Linked DNA regions of Homo sapiens: all the other regions are linked to region 3. A link is an interaction called in ENCODE POLR2A ChIA-PET data of the cell type or tissue named here. Cell type or tissue: HepG2. All regions are shown on one strand. Region 1 overlaps AP2A2 (adaptor related protein complex 2 subunit alpha 2). Region 2 overlaps EPS8L2 (EPS8 signaling adaptor L2). Region 3 holds the start of PNPLA2 (patatin like domain 2, triacylglycerol lipase).

The links. Peaks named below come from ENCODE experiments on the same cell type or tissue, not always from the same donor. Only the 100,000 strongest peaks of a DNase experiment are listed, where the experiment ranks them.
Region 1: POLR2A ChIA-PET joins it to region 3 with 11 read pairs; 3 of 35 experiments call an interaction of 5 or more read pairs at or near these places.
Region 2: POLR2A ChIA-PET joins it to region 3 with 14 read pairs; 11 of 35 experiments call an interaction of 5 or more read pairs at or near these places.

Annotation. Positions count from the first base shown.
Region 1 is chr11:950,642-955,641 of GRCh38, reverse strand. The region is part of intron 1 of AP2A2 (adaptor related protein complex 2 subunit alpha 2); the gene reads right to left. Among named protein-coding and RNA genes, the nearest start is that of AP2A2, 27 kb to the right of the region's middle. RefSeq lists enhancers at 1-279, 280-943, 1,051-1,659. In HepG2, no CTCF peak of the experiment used is centred here; DNase peaks (open chromatin) are centred at 1,931 and 3,041; H3K4me3 peaks cover 1,050 bases.
Region 2 is chr11:709,864-714,863 of GRCh38, reverse strand. EPS8L2 (EPS8 signaling adaptor L2) reads right to left here. Exons shown (of 21, transcript NM_022772.4): 4 at 4,378-4,442. Among named protein-coding and RNA genes, the nearest start is that of EPS8L2, 6.1 kb to the right of the region's middle. RefSeq lists an enhancer at 4,228-5,000. In HepG2, no CTCF peak of the experiment used is centred here; DNase peaks (open chromatin) are centred at 1,883 and 3,793.
Region 3 is chr11:818,088-823,087 of GRCh38, reverse strand. It overlaps PNPLA2 (patatin like domain 2, triacylglycerol lipase), which reads right to left and starts at 4,174. Exons shown (of 10, transcript NM_020376.4): 1 at 4,130-4,174; 2 at 3,183-3,514; 3 at 1,228-1,460; 4 at 1,065-1,130; 5 at 482-691. The coding sequence starts at 3,369. RefSeq lists enhancers at 2,540-2,589, 4,125-4,419 and a silencer at 3,040-3,929. In HepG2, no CTCF peak of the experiment used is centred here; DNase peaks (open chromatin) are centred at 1,677, 2,907, 3,567 and 4,257; H3K4me3 peaks cover 2,962 bases.

The DNA of each region.
Region 1 (5,000 bases), 130 kb before region 3:
TGGCGGCTCCCCGACCCAAGCACTGTCCCAGGTGCTGGGAACACAACAGCTTCTGCCCTCAGGGGACCTTTAACAAAACACAGACACACCCAAACCTCCTGTCCCAGTCAGTCTCTCTTCCCAGCCCTGAAAGCTGCTCACAGCAGTGACCCCTGGGCAGGCTGCCCAGCGTCTCAGCATCCCCACTCCTCTCTGTATGATGGCTGACCAGCGGACGGCTCCACAAGAAAGCAGGACAGCAGGTACAGGAGGATGCTGGCAGCCTGATGCCCCCCAGGATGGCAGGTTTTTTGGACTTGGCTGAAAGAGTCACGAAAACAGTGTCTTGGGAGCTTCTGCCACACAAAGCCTGCAGGCAGCTTCACACAGCTGGGACTGCGCATGGGTGAGGCACTCTGCACTGGGTGCGGTGTGCCAGTGTGCGTGTGCCTATGTGTGCATGCCACTGTGTGTGTACATGTGTGCTTCTCACAAAGGTGTACACAGATCTGTGCTATTAAGTCTGCAACAGGGGACCTTGCGCTCTCTCCCTGGTTTGTGCCCTCTACTTTACCCACCCAAACACCAGGGAAAGAAACCACTCTGAGGGGGAACTTATGTTGTCCAGAATCAACAGAGCTCAGATCTAAAGCAGAAATACTAAAAACCTGGGGGCAGGAGAAAGAGGAAATACTACTACATGAGCTAAATCAACTTTCCTAAACGGAATCTACAGATTTTATATAAGGTTGTGAAACCACAAACTAAAACAAACAGCACATAATGTAGAGTTATAGAGGTAACCACCAGGAGAAACAGGCAGTTAACCCCCCTCCTCTGTGGGACAGAAACAGAGACAAGTTCCAGCTTCCCATCCACAGCTTGCTTTTAATTGCCCAATTTTCAACACACACACACACAAATACACACACACACACACCAAATACACACATGCACACATTTACAAACACACATGAATACACATTTATACAAACACAAATACACATATATACACACAAATACACGTACAAGCACACATAAACCAAATACACACAAATACACAAATGTACACGCCACACACAAATATACATATACACACATTTACAAACACACATAAATACAAATACACAGATACACAGAAATACACACGTACACAAACACAAATACAACATATATACACAAATATAAACACAAATACAACATATATACACATATACATACATACACATAAACACAAATACATACACACACACAAATACACACATGTACACACACATGCATAAATACAAATATACGCATACACACACACTTTAAAACGAGGGCAGGCCAGCCCCTGAGGAGGGGGAGAAGCATGGAAGGTGATGACAAGAGTGAACTTTGGGGCCAGCACGTGAGGTGGGAATCCAAGTGAGGTGGGAATCCAAGTGCAGCCTTTGACTCATTCTGCTGTGCCTCTGAGCTCCAGCTCCCTCAAAAGGAAAGCCACCAACGGCCGTACAACCTCACGGCATCATGTCTGTGCAAGAGAAGGTAGAGAGGCCAGGCACAGTGACTCACGTCTGCACTTTGGGAGGCTGAGGCGGGCGGATCACCTGAGGTCAGGAGTTCAAGACCAGCCTGGCCAGCATGGTGAAACCTCGTCTCTACTAAAAATACAAAAATTAGCCAGGCATGGTGGCAGGCGCCTGCAATCCCAGCTACTCAGGAAGTTGAGGCAGAAGAATCGCTTGAACCCAGGAGGCGGAGGTTGCAGTGAGCCGAGATCGCGCCATTGCACTACAGCCTGGGCAACAGAGCAAGACTCCATCTCAAAAAAAAAAAAAAAGAGAGAAGGTAGAGAGAAGAGTAGTGTCACGTCTCGGCCAGACCTGAGGACAGGAGAGCCTAAGCAGCCCCAGTATCCACAGAGGGCTGAGCATGATGCAAGAACCAGGGATGGAGTGACCTGGCCCAGCGCCCCTACTGAGCAGAGACGACGCAAAAGCAGGAAAAAGGGGAGGTGCAGGGACAGCAGGCAGACGGAGGCAGACGGAGGCAGACGGAGCCAGGACGGAGCCAGGGACTTCCAACTGCAGCTGCCAGGCAGGCCACTGTGTGAAGACAATGGGGGGGGGGGGCTCTTACGGTAGAAAAGCCACCCAGACCATGCCTCCTCTGACAGTTCAGGAAAACTAATTTCACATAAAAATACGCATTCAGGCTAGGCGCAGTGGCTCACGCCTATAATCCCAGCACTTTGGGAGACTGAGGCAGGTGGATCACTTGAAGTCAGGAGTTTGAGACCAGCCTGGGCAACATGGTGAAATCCTGTCTCTAGTAAAAACACAAAAATTAGCTGGGCATGGTGGCGTGCGCCTGTAATCCCAGCTACTGGGGAAGCTGAAGTGGAAGAATTGCCTGAACCCGAGAGGCAGAGGTTGCAGTGAGCCGAGATCACACCACTGCACTCCAGACTGGGCGACTGGGTGACAGAGAGAGAGGCTGTCTCAAAAACAAGAAAGACAATCCAGCACGACCATGGCTGAGATGACGGATGATGACCTGCAGGCAAGACTGACACATTCAAGTCAACTACCATGTCCCAAATTTACCAAAAACGCTCTAGTAGAAGCTGCATGATCAACGCAGCACCCCTGCAGTCATGACGGACGCAGGTAACAATCTGAGCCCTCCAGTGCCTGTCAGGGGCTCTCCTGTAAAGGAGCAGAGCGTGCTCCTGGCCAGGCACCAATTCGTGCCACTGACACTGCACTGATCTCCATAAGGCAGAGGGCCTCACAGGAGGACTTCAACCACCCCACCGTGCCGGGAACAGATCTAGCAAAAAAATCTTATCTTTTTAGATAAATTAGCTTGAGGAGAAGCGGGGAGGAGCTGAATTCTGAAAGGGTAAAGCATGAGCAAGAGTAACTGACCCACAGCAACAAGCCCAGCCACACAGAGTCTGATCTTTGTTAAAGAGTAACTGACCCACAGCAACAAGCCCAGCCCCACACACAGTCTGATCTTTGTTAAAGAGACGCTGGCCACAGTCATCCTGCACTATTCCTGTCTGAAATGCAGCCAGCCCATCAGCACTAAGGGTACTGTACTTGCATCAGGGAATTCTCGCAGTGAACTTAGGAGCTCTGGTGGCTAATGAGTAACCTGGACATGCCATAGCTACTGGCAAAAGCAAGTTACAATTTGCATTCCATGAAGTAGCAAAGAACACACTCTATAGGGGCAGGCTTGGATAAAAGCTCTTGAATTTTTACAATTATTGTCCCTGGTCATTCTTCAGGAACAGCATGCTGGTTAATGATTTCTTGTTTACAGGCTGAACTAATCAACAGAGAGGATTAGTATTCTGGGAACAGCCCAAGTTCCACAAAAAATAGTAAAGGAGCCTATGACAGATGATTATAAAATACCAAAGTACCAAAATCTTCTGTCCTTGCAATGTGCAGCAAAACTTGGTCTACAGAGTTTTAGTCTGTATATAAAGTGATTTCAGACTGGGCAGTGGCTCACGCCTATAATCCCAGCACCTTGGGAGGCTGAAGTGGGAGGGCTGTTTTGAGTCCAGGAGCTCGAGACCAGCCTAGGCAACATAGGGAGACCTGGTCTCCATAAATAATTTTTTAAAAAATTAGGTGTGGTGGTGCATGCCTGTGGTCCCAGCTACTAGGGAGGCTGAGGTGGGGGGAATCACCTGAGCCCAGGAAGTCAACACTCCAGTGAGCCAGGACAGACATCGCTGTACTCCAGCCTAGGCAACAAGGTGAGACTCTGTCTCAAAGAAATAAAGTGATTCCGCCGAGTAACCCAAAAGCCCAAAATTGACCAAGCCCAAGAATTTTTGAAGGAAGCTATAATTGCTAAAATTACTATTAAGGTGGTTAGCACAGCAGTCAGCCAAGCAAACTCTGAAATCAGGCCTGGACTGGAATGTCACTCCATGTTTTACTAGCTACGTGACCCTGGGCTATCAACTTAACCGCAACCTGCCTCGGTTTCTCTTCTTCAAATGGGTGTGCCATCAATGAAAGAGCTGTGATGAGAAGTGTGAAATAAGGAGCAAAGCACTGGTCCAGCCACGAGAAGCTACTGTGCCCATCACCAGGGATAAACTCACACGTTCTTTTTTTTTTTTTGAGACGGAGTCTCGCCCTGTCACCCAGGCTGGAGTGTGGTGGCACGATCTCGGCTCACTGCAACCTCCACCTCCCAGGTTCAAGCAATTCTCCTGCCTCAGCCTCCCAAGTAGCTGGAATTACAGGCGCCTGCCACTACGCCCAGCTAATTTTTGTATTTTTAGTAGAGGTGGGGTTTCACCATATTGGTCAGGCTGGTCTCAAACTCCTGACCTCAGGTGATCCACCCACCTCGGCCTCCCAAAGTGCTGGAATTACAGCTGGGAGTGCCTGGCCTCATCTTTTTTATTACAGCCATCTGGGTAAGTGTGATGCAGTATCTCATTGTGATTTTGATATGCATTTTTCTGATAGCTTTTATATGCTTATTGAACATTCGTAAATCTATTTGGAAGAAATATATATTTTAATACTTCATCAATTTTTTTTTTTTTTGAGATGCAGTCTCACTCTGTCACCCAGGCTGGAGTACAGTGACATGACCTCGGCTCACTGCAACATCCGCTTCCCAGGTTCAAGTGATTCTTGTGCCTCAGCCTCCCAAGAAGCTGGGATTACAGGTGCACACCACCACACCCAGTTAATTTTTGTATTTTAGTACAGACGGGGTTTCACCATGTTGGCTAGGCTGGTCTTGAACTCCTGACCTCGGGTGATCCACCTACCTCAGCCTCCCAAAATGCTGGGATTACAGGTATGGCCACCACACCCGCAGCCCCTAACACTTCATCAATTTTTTAATTTAGTTGTCTTCATGAAGTTTTTTATATATTCTAAATAACGAGCCCTTTATCAGGTACACGGTTTTCAAATATTTTCTCTCATTCTCAGGTTGCCATTTCACCTTCTAAATAGTATTTTGTAGCACACGTTATGAAGTCCAGA
Region 2 (5,000 bases), 110 kb after region 3:
ACGAAAATTACAGACCAGTACCTCTAATGGACATCAACACAAAATACCCCTAACAACAATATTACCACATCAGTCCCTCAACACAGGAAAAAGGATCACACACTTGGAATAAATGAGGATTAGGCTGGTTCAACATTCAAAACAGTCAATCAGTGTGGTCCAGTACATTGAGACTGTCTCAAAAAAAAATAAAATAAAATAAAATAAATATAAAATAAAATTTAAAAATTAAATAAAAAAATAAATAAAATAAAATAAAATAAAATAAAATGGATCCTGGCCCTAAACGCAAAAGCCTACACTGGGAAGCATCCAAAAGAAAACACAGGAACTGGCCCAGCGCGGCGGCTCACGCCTGTAATCCCAGCACTTTGGGAGGCTAAGGCTGGTGGATCACCTGGGATCAGGAGTTCGAGACCAGCCTTGCCAACATGGTGAAACCCCATCTCTGATGAAAATACAAAAAATGAGCCGGGCATGGTGATGGATTCCTGTAATCCCAGATACTCAGGAGGCTGAGGCAGGAGAATTGCTTGAACCCAAGAGGTGGAGGTTGCAGTGAACCAAGATCACGCCACTGCACCCCAGCCTGGGTGACACAGCAAAGCTCCACCTCAAAAAAAAAAAGAAAAAAGAAAAGAAAAAGAAAACACAGGAACTTCCACAGTGAATTCCTAATTTACAAAAAATAAAAGAAAACACGGAAGAAATCTCCAGAAATTTGGTCAAAGGATGACTTCTTAGGATGCCAAAAACCCTAAACCATAAAAGAAAAACACATACGAATGGACATCATAAAAATTAATTTCCACTTATCAAACCACAATGATGGAGGCCGGACGCAGTGACTCAGTCCGTCATCCCAGCACTTTGGGAGGCAGGTGGATCACCTGAGGTCAGGCACTGGGGACCAGCCTGGCCAACATAGTGAAAACAGGTGGATCACTTGAGGTCAGGCGTTGGGGACCAGCCTGGCCAACATGGTGAAACCCCATCTGTACTAAAAATACAAAAATTAGGCCAGGCACGGTGGCTCACGCCTGTAATCCCACCACTTTGGGAGGCTGAGGTGGGTGGATCAATTGAGGTCAGGAGTTCAAGACCAGCCTGGCCAACATGGTGAAACCCCATCTCTGCTAAAGATATAAAAAATTAGCTGGGTGTGGTGGTGCGTGCCTGTAATCCCAGGTACTGGGGAGGCTGAGGCAGGAGAATCACTTGAACCCTTGAGGCGGAGGTTGCAGTGAACCAAGATCACGCCACCGCACTCCAGCCTAGGTGACAGGGTGAGACTCTGTCTCAGAGAAAAAAAAATTTAGCCAGGCGTGGTGGCGGGCGCCTGTAGTCCCAGCTACTCAGGAGGCTGAGGCAGGAGAATGGTTTGAACCTGGGAGGCAGAGGTTGCAGTGAGCTGAGATCGCGCCATTGCACTCCAGCCTGGGTGACAGAGCGAGACTCCGTCTCAAACACACAAACAAACAGAAACTGTGGTGATGAAGGCAGGCAGGTGTTGCCAGAGGTTGGGGGTAGCCACCAAGGTCGGGGATTCACAGGTTTGGAGTGATGGGGCTGATGGGTCGACTATGGTGGCAACAGAACCACACCCCCACGTACACATGGCTTTTACTGTGTGATAACTTAGAAAAAAGCAAACCATGGACCCGGGCTCAGGTGCCCCCCACCCACTGTCAGGGCCAATCTGATCCGGCCCCCACCTGGCTGGAGAGACTTCCCACCAGACTCTCACCCTCTCTCTGGTCCCCAGTGTCCTCATCGGGGAGAGGCAGGAAAGCCCCACCCACCCTCCACTCCTCACTCTGTTGGCCTCTGGGCAGACGAGGCTCCTGCTGGCTGGGGGCCAGGCCAGGCCAGCTGGGGCCAAAGTCCAGGAGCCAGGCTGAGAGGCCCCAGGCTCCTCCCGAAGAGGGCAGAGTCCCTGAGAAAGGTGGTGGAGCTGCCCAGGAAGAGGGGACTAAAGTGAACTCGGCCACTGCTCTGTGCCTTCCCCTGGACACTGAGCTGGCCGAAGTCACCAGCCTGGCTGTATGCAGGGTCTAGCTGCCCAGGCTGCTGGGAGGGCCCTGGTCACCCAAAACAGCCCGATTCAAGAGCTCAGGGACTCCTGATGGCTCTTTGGACCCATTGTACAGACGAGGAAACTGAGGCTCAAAGAGTAGTGACCTGTCTCACCTCTGCAGGTGTGGAGGACAGCAAGGGGGAACCAGGGGGCATTTTGGGCCCCCAGCCAGGGCTGTTTGTGGCAGAAAGGACTGGTCCTGCAGGAGGACCCAGCTCCAGGCTCCCTCACCCTCCCTCCTTTTCCTAGTCCTGTAGGCTTGGACCACAACCGGAAGCCCAGCTCGCACCCAGGCTTGGACGACAACCGGGAGCCCAGCTCGCACCCAGGCTTGGACGACAACCGGGAGCCCAGCTCGCACCCAGGCTTGGACGACAACCGGGAGCCCAGCTCGCACCCAGGCTTGGACCACAACCGGGAGCCCAGCTCGCACCCAGGCTTGGACCACAACCGGGAGCCCAGCTCGTACCCAGGCGCAGGGGCCTTTTTTTTTTTCCTTTTGAGATGGAGTCTCGCCCTGTCCCCCAGGCTGGAGTGCAGTGGCGCAATCCCGGCTCACTGCAACCTCCATTTCCCGGGTTCTAGTGATTCTCCTGTCTCAGCTTCCCAAGTAGCTGGGACTACAGGCTCCCACCACCACGTCCAGCTAAGTTTTGTAGTTTTAGTAGAGATGGGGTTTCACCATGTTGGTCAGGCTGGTCTCGAACTCCTGACGTCAGGTGATCCACCCGCCTCGGCCTCCCAAAGTGCTGGGATTACAGGTATGAACAACCGCGCCTGGTCCCTTTTTTTTTTCTCTTTTTTGAGATGGAGTCTCGCTCTGTTGCCCATGCTGGAGTGCAGTGGTGTGATCTCGGCTCACTGCAACCTCCGCCTCCTGGGTTCCAGTGATTCTCCTGCCTCAGCCTCCCGAGTAGCTGGGATTATAGGTATGCACCACGACGCCTGGCTAATTTTGTATTTTCAGTAGACATGAGGTTTTGCCATGTTGGTCAGGCTGGTCTCAAACTCCTAACCTCAGATGATCCACTCACCTCAGCCTCCCAAAGTGCTGGGATTACAGGCGTGAGCCACCGCGCCTGGCCTAAGACTCTGTTGCCCAGGCTGCTGGAGGGCCGTGGTGGGATCCTCCTGCCTGAGCCTCCCAAGTAGCTGGACTACGAGCTCACACTACCAGGCCTGGCTAGGAGGGGGGAGGATTGCTTGAGCCTAGGAGTTTGAGACCAGCCTGGGCAACATAGGGAGACTTCCATCTCCACAAAAAAATAAAATAATTAGATGGGCATGGTGGGGCCAGCCTGTAGGCCCAGCTACTGGGGAGGCTGAGGTGAGGGGATCACTTGAGTCCAGGAGGCGGAGGCTGTAGTGAGCCAAGATCGCACCACTGCACTCCAGCCTGGGCACCTGGGTGACAGAGCTAGACCCTGTCTCAAAATGAAAGAAAGAAAAGAAAAGAGAGAGACAGAGAGAGAGAGAAAGAAAGGAAGAAAAAAAGACACACACACACACACACACACGCACGCACGCACACACGCACACACGCACACAAAACCCCCCAAAAAAACATTTCCTGAGTTCTCCGTGTCAATGAAACTGACCTAGGAGAACAGAAAAGCCCTCAGGGCTGGCGGCTGGTCCGGCGCGTGCAGGCAGCCCCGTCTGAGCCCTGAGAAGCAGCCCGGGCCTCCCTGAATCCCCCATCAAGGGCGTCTTTGTTCTGCCTGCTCCCTCCCGATACAGTTCCTCGTTTTGGGGCCAGGATGATCATCTCCTCCAGGGGCTCTTCCCATCCAGGGCTGGGCAGCAGCCACAGTGTTTTCCCGGCACACCCTGGGCTGCCTCACCCCCCAGGCCGCGAGTTCCCAGGACTGGAACCAGAGGGGCGCTTTCCCCGGCCCCGTGGCTGAGCCCGGGACAGTGTGGGCAGTTCTGGCTCTGGCCTCCCCCGGCCCCGTGGGTGTCAGAAGCTGGGCTGACCACTCTCCCTGGAGCTTTCCTCCCTTCCTCCCTTCCTCCCTTTCTCTCTTTCTCTCTTTCTCTCTTTCGTTTTGAGACAGGGTCTAGCTCTGTCACCCAGGTGCCCAGGCTGGAGTGCAGTGGTGCGATCTTGGCTCACTACAGCCTCCGCCTCCCGGGCTCAAGTGACCCCCTCGCCTCAGCCTCCCCAGTAGCAGGGCCTACAGGCCGGCACCACCATGCCCGTCTAATTATTTTATTTTTTGTGGAGACGAGAACCTGAGGACAGCCATGTCCTGAGGGTGCTCCCTGGGGGCGGAGCCTACCTGGGGGCGGGGCCTTACCTGGACGTGGTACTGCGAGGTCTCGTGCATGATGACGTTGGAGTTGGAATACTTCTTCCTCTGCTCTGAACCGGGAGACACCAGTCACTCCCCCGACGGGCAGGACCCACAGCCTCCCGTCCAGTTGGGACTGGACCCACAAGGGAAGGTGGAGTCAAGCGGAGGGAGGCTGCTCCGTGGACCTCTTGGCCACCAGGAAGGATGTGGGTGTGAAATCAGGACCTGCAGGAAGCCCCCTCCCTCCCTCCAGGGAAGCCCCCTTGGAGAAGGACGCAGCTCGGAGAAGGCGATGGGCTTGCTCTGAGTGGAGTGGGGACCAGCAGCCTGTGCCCGGGGGGTTTCTGTCCCGGAGGGTGAGGGGACAGGAAGGGGGTCCCAGCCCGGCTTCTTCCCACTCTGAGAGCTGCCAGCTTCACTCTCCCTGCCCTCCCAGGTCTTCTCGCTTTCCAGACTAGGCACCTTGTCCAAAGACATAAGTGAAGGGTGCATCTAGCTAGCGAGAGGGCAGGGTCGTCTCTGGGGAAGGGCAGAGTGGGGGGAGGTGGGGGCTGGCCAGGCCCCCCTCCTGGAGCAGACACCTGGCGGCTTATCCTGCCTGAACCTCGCTGTGATCAGGTTACAGC
Region 3 (5,000 bases):
AGACTTCATCTCAAAAAAAAAATAAAAAAATAAAATAGTTTGAGGCCAGCCTGGCCAACATGGTGAAACCCTATTTCTTTACTAAAAATACAAAAAGTAGCCAGGCATGGTGGCAGGCGCCTGTAATCCCAGCTAATGGGGAGGCTGAGGCAGGAGAATAGCTTGAACCTTGGAGGCAGAGGTTGCAGTGAGCTGAGATCCTGCCACTGCACTCCAGCCTTGGCAACAGAGCGAGACTCCGTCTCAAACAAAAAAAAAAAAAAAAAAGAGAGAGAGACTGGACAGGGAGCCTGGACAGAGCAGCTAGACAGAGAGGTTGGATGGGCCATCTGCCCCTAGAAAGGTTGTGCGCTTTCCCCAGCCCTCAGAAGAGGCTCCCACCACCCTACCCTGGGCACTCAGAAGTCAAAGGATCAGTGTTCTCCCTTGGTGCCCAGTGAGGAGTGGCTGGGAAGGCCACAGTCCTCGGAGCAGAGCTCACCAGGGGCTCCGGCGGGAAGAGGGCCTTGGAGAGGCGGTAGAGGTTGCGCAGGTTGAACTGGATGCTGGTGTTGGTGACCCGCAGCTCGTGGATGTTGGTGGAGCTGTCCTGCGGACAGATGTCACTCTCGCCCGAGAAGGGGGACACTGTGATGGTGTTCTTAAGCTCATAGAGTGGCAGGTTGTCTGAAATGCCACCATCCACGTAGCGCTTCCACGGGACACACAGACAGGACCGTATGTGAGGGCCTGTGGCTGCACTGGCCACCCACCCCAGCCACCCCACCCGGCCACCAAGGGCCCCATTCAGTGGCTACCTCATTTGAGCGTTTTACCCACTGGGCACTGGCTGTGGGCCAGCCTGGGCACTGAGCAGATGGTAGACGGGGGAGGGCAGGGACGGAGGAAGGGATGGGGGGCCAGGAAGCGTGCGTTGCCACAGCTGTTTCTTGAGTAACACAGGGGAAGTGGGTAACAGGCGGTGGCAGAGCAAGGGCCTGAAGGATGGCTCTAGGCGGCCTCCTCCTCTGTCCCTCATCCCACGGCCCACCCCATAGAAGGTGTCCAGGGCTAGGAATACTCACCACCCCCTGGAGGGAGGGAGGGATGAGCCCACAGTACACGGGGATGAAACCGCTGCAGACATTGGCCTTCAGGGCAGGGACAGAGTGGGAGAGAATGAGCAGAGGCCTTGAGGTTCCCACTGCCCCCCCCACCGCCACCCAGCATGGCTCCACCAGGCCCCACCTGGATGAGCTCGTCCTTGGAGTTGAAGTGGGATATAATGACATTCTCGCCGTCTGACACGCGGGTCAGGGAGATGCCCAGGCGCCCACTGGCATGCTCATGGCTATCAGCAGGCAGGACCTTCAGCAGGAAACTGCGGATGATCTTTACCAGGTTGAAGGAGGGGTGCAGGGGGCCCAGGAACCGCTTCCGGGCCTCTTTAGATACCTCAATGAACTTGGCACCAGCCTCACCTGGGGCACAGGGCCAAGGTTAGGGGCCCATGCTCCTGGGCTTAGCAACACCCACCTTCCTTCATAGCCCCATGTCCAGGGTTCCATGGCATACAGACCCTGGAGGAGGCCCAGTGAATGTGGGGCCTGGCTCACAGTTGGGACTTTGGCCACCTCCCCTGGGATGGCAGACAGCAGAGGCTGGCCAGCTGAGACCAGGACCTGCCCTCTGCCTGGTATTTCCCAACTGCCTGCCCTATGAGTCACTGGGCCTGGTGTGGCATCTAGCCCAGGAGAGGGGACAAGGCAGAAACTCAACTCTGACCGGCCTTAGCCTTCACCCACTTGGCCAGATCCAGCAGTGCGGGGATGGGGCAGACCCACAAAACCCATCCCGGCACACAGGTCACAGTTCACAGGCCCGGGAGTGTTGGGCTGGAAGTAGTCAGGGCCCAGTTCCTAGGAAGGCACACCTGTGTCCCACTGCAGCCAAGAGGAAGCACCCCAAACACTCCTCTTGGGGCGCAGGAGTGCTGGCCAGCTTGGGGATAGTCCCTGGAAGTGGTCGGGAGCACTGAGGGAGGAGCTGAGGTCCAAGCCCTCCTCCAGTGCATCACCCTGGTCAGGAGTGGGGCAGTGTGGAGCCAGGGGCTCTTCAGCCAGCACCTGCTGCACTATGGGCTCCAGCTGTGCAAGACCACCCGTGAGAAGGAGTCTTGTTGGGAGCAGGGTGGGGAAGCACTGTGGGAGAGGTGTCCTTGGCTCGGGTAGCAGGGACCTTGATGTATCTTGAAGCCAGGGGGCCGACTGAGGCGCTTGTCTGAAGGCCTCCATGAGAGGGAGGGGGCTGGAGGGGGCTGTTCCCAATAATAGCTCTAGTTATTGGGACCTGAGAGGTTCACTTCTGTGGTCCAGCCCCCTCCCTCCCAGGACAAAGTTCAGAGGAAGAGGGCAGGGGTGAGCCCCGGACAGGCTCCTGCTGAGCAGAGTGCCCCTGTCATCTTGGGTGTCCTCACAGGCTCCTGAAGTCGTGTGCTGTAAACATCACTCCCTCATGGCAGCCGATGGTGCGAGCCGAGGCCAGCCCAGCACACAGAGACCCATCCACTCCTGACCCAGGCACCAGAGCCCAGAAGCACCCTCACCCATGAAGTGTGCAAACGCGGTGGGCCGCAGCGGGGAGCCAGGCCACAGGGCACCGTGTGCAAGGAGAGGGCAGGAGAGCCCCTTCGCGCCCAGCCCTGACCTCAGCGGGGCTCCTCCTCCGGGCCCTTGGGAAGGACCAGGTCACGGTTCCCAGACGCCTCTCAAGAGGCTACCCCCATGCCAGGCCCCCTGATAGCAGCCTGCAACTGCGGAAGCCCAGGACACTGTGACCGATCGCTGGCACCGGTTGTAATATCCAGGGCCACGGGGTGACTTAGGTCCCTCCTCGGATTCTCACGGTCCCGCCCACGAGTTACTTTTTCTGTCCAATTAAGCAGCTTTTGCTGCACCTGCCCGCCCCCAAACCTTTGCGCCAGACAGGCGGGCCCCGGGCACCCTCGGAGCAAAACAAACCAGGCCCCGCCCCCAGGCCAGCGACCCGGATTGGATCCTCGCCGGGTTCCCCAGGCGCGGACCGGAACCCTCCCCACGGTACCCACCGACTCGCCGCGGGGCCCCTCCGCTCACGGAGACCATCCCCCGGCCCCGCACGGCCTTCCCGCCAGCCCCCCGCCTGCCGCCCCCGGCCCCGCTCACCCAGGCAGACCCCGGTGACCAGCGCCGTGGCCGTGAGCGCCCCGGCCGAGGCGCCGTAGATGTGCGTGGCGTTGGCCACCAGGAAGGGCGCGTGCTCGCGGAGGCAGGAGGCCACGCCGACGTAGTAGACGCCGAGGAAGCCGCAGCCCGCGAACGAGATGTTCCACGTCTTCTCGCGGGGAAACATCGCGGCGGCGGCCGCCGGGCCCCGGGTTCCGTGGGCGGCCAGGCCTCTGTGAGCCGCCTGCTCGCCGCTCGCTCGCTGGAGCCGGGGGCCGGGCAGGTCCCGCTGCGGCTCTAGCTCGGGGTCCCCGCTGGCGGAGGCGAAGAAGCTACGCGGGCGGCGCGGAGGCGGCGCTTTTAAGTGTGGGACTCACGGCGGGGGCGGGGCCGGCACACGAAGACCAATCGGGGCGCGCAGGGAACGGCCGTGCCCTCGGGACCCGCCCCCGTCCTTGACCCGGCCCCCCGCGCTGGAGCCCCGCCCTCCGCTGCCGCCCGGAGAAAGCTTCTGCCCTCCCTCCGCCCCTGCTGGGCACGGCTGGGGGCACACGCCTAGGGGTGTAGGGTGGGCTGGGCGCAGGCCCGAGCCTGGGGGCCGGAAGCCTCACACAGACCTGGGTACCGGCGAGAGGGAGCTCTGGTTTCAGGGCAGCCACCGCCCCTCCCCACCGGGTCCGCCTCCCACACCCACCCGGGACAGAGGAGCTGGTCCCTGGACAGAGGCGCACCGGCAGCACCCCCAGACCTGAAAGCCGCACAGGCCTCGGGAGCCCCGGGACCCACAGGCTCACCCACAGACAGACCCATAAACATCCAAGGCCAAGGCCGGATGCGAGTCCCGCAAACCCTTCGTGGGGGACCCCAGCTCCGCAGACCCACGCGACCTGACGTGGGGCCTCAGCCCTGCCCCGCGCCCGCGACCCTTCCGGACCTTGGCTTCTTACCTGGGTCTGGCCCTGCCTGTTCAGGCTTTGGGGCTGCCTGCGTCTGACTGGGGCCGCCCTGCTCCCGATAATTGCCCCAGAGGTGGAGCAATCCTGGGTGATGTCACCCTTTCACCCCTTTTCCGCATTTTTCTCCTGGTCAGTGGAGCAAACAGGGCTTGGAGTAGATCCAGGATCCCTCCCTGAACCTCACCCCACCCCCAAACGAGAGGCTTTCTCAGGTTGGGGTGGGAGGCAATGAGATTCTGTCTCCCCAGGAACACTGGCTCCCCAGGCTGAGGTCATCTCTGGACCTAGCTGTTGCCAGAGCTGCAGAGGGTCTGGGATGGGGCTTGGGGCTGCCCCCAACCCAAGCTGAGTTAGGGAAGCCAGAACAGGGCCAGAACAGGATGGGGCCATCTAGGGGGATGCTGCCCAGTCCTCAGCCTCTTTGCTCCCAGCCATCCCAGACAGCACTGGAAAGTCAACCCTGCCCCAGCCCTACTGGGGGCCGGTAGGCATTTACATAAGCTCAAAATGAGAGGAGGCCGGGTGTGGAAGCTCACACCTGTAATCCCAGCACTTGGGGAGGCCAAGACGGGCGGATCACAGAAAGTCGGGAGTTTGAGACCGCCTGGCTGGTGAAACGCTGTCTCTACCAAAAATACAAAAATTAGCCGGTCAGGGTGGCACACGCCTGTAATCCCAGCTACTCGGGAGGCTGAGGCAGGAGAATCACTTGAACCTGGGAGGCGGAGGTTGCAGTGAGCTGAGATCGCACCACTGCACTCCAGCCTGGGGGGCAGAGCGAGGCTCCGTCCTAAAAAGAGGCCGGGCACAGTGGCCCATGCCTGTAATCCCAGCACTTTGGGAGGCCGAGGAGGGCAGATCA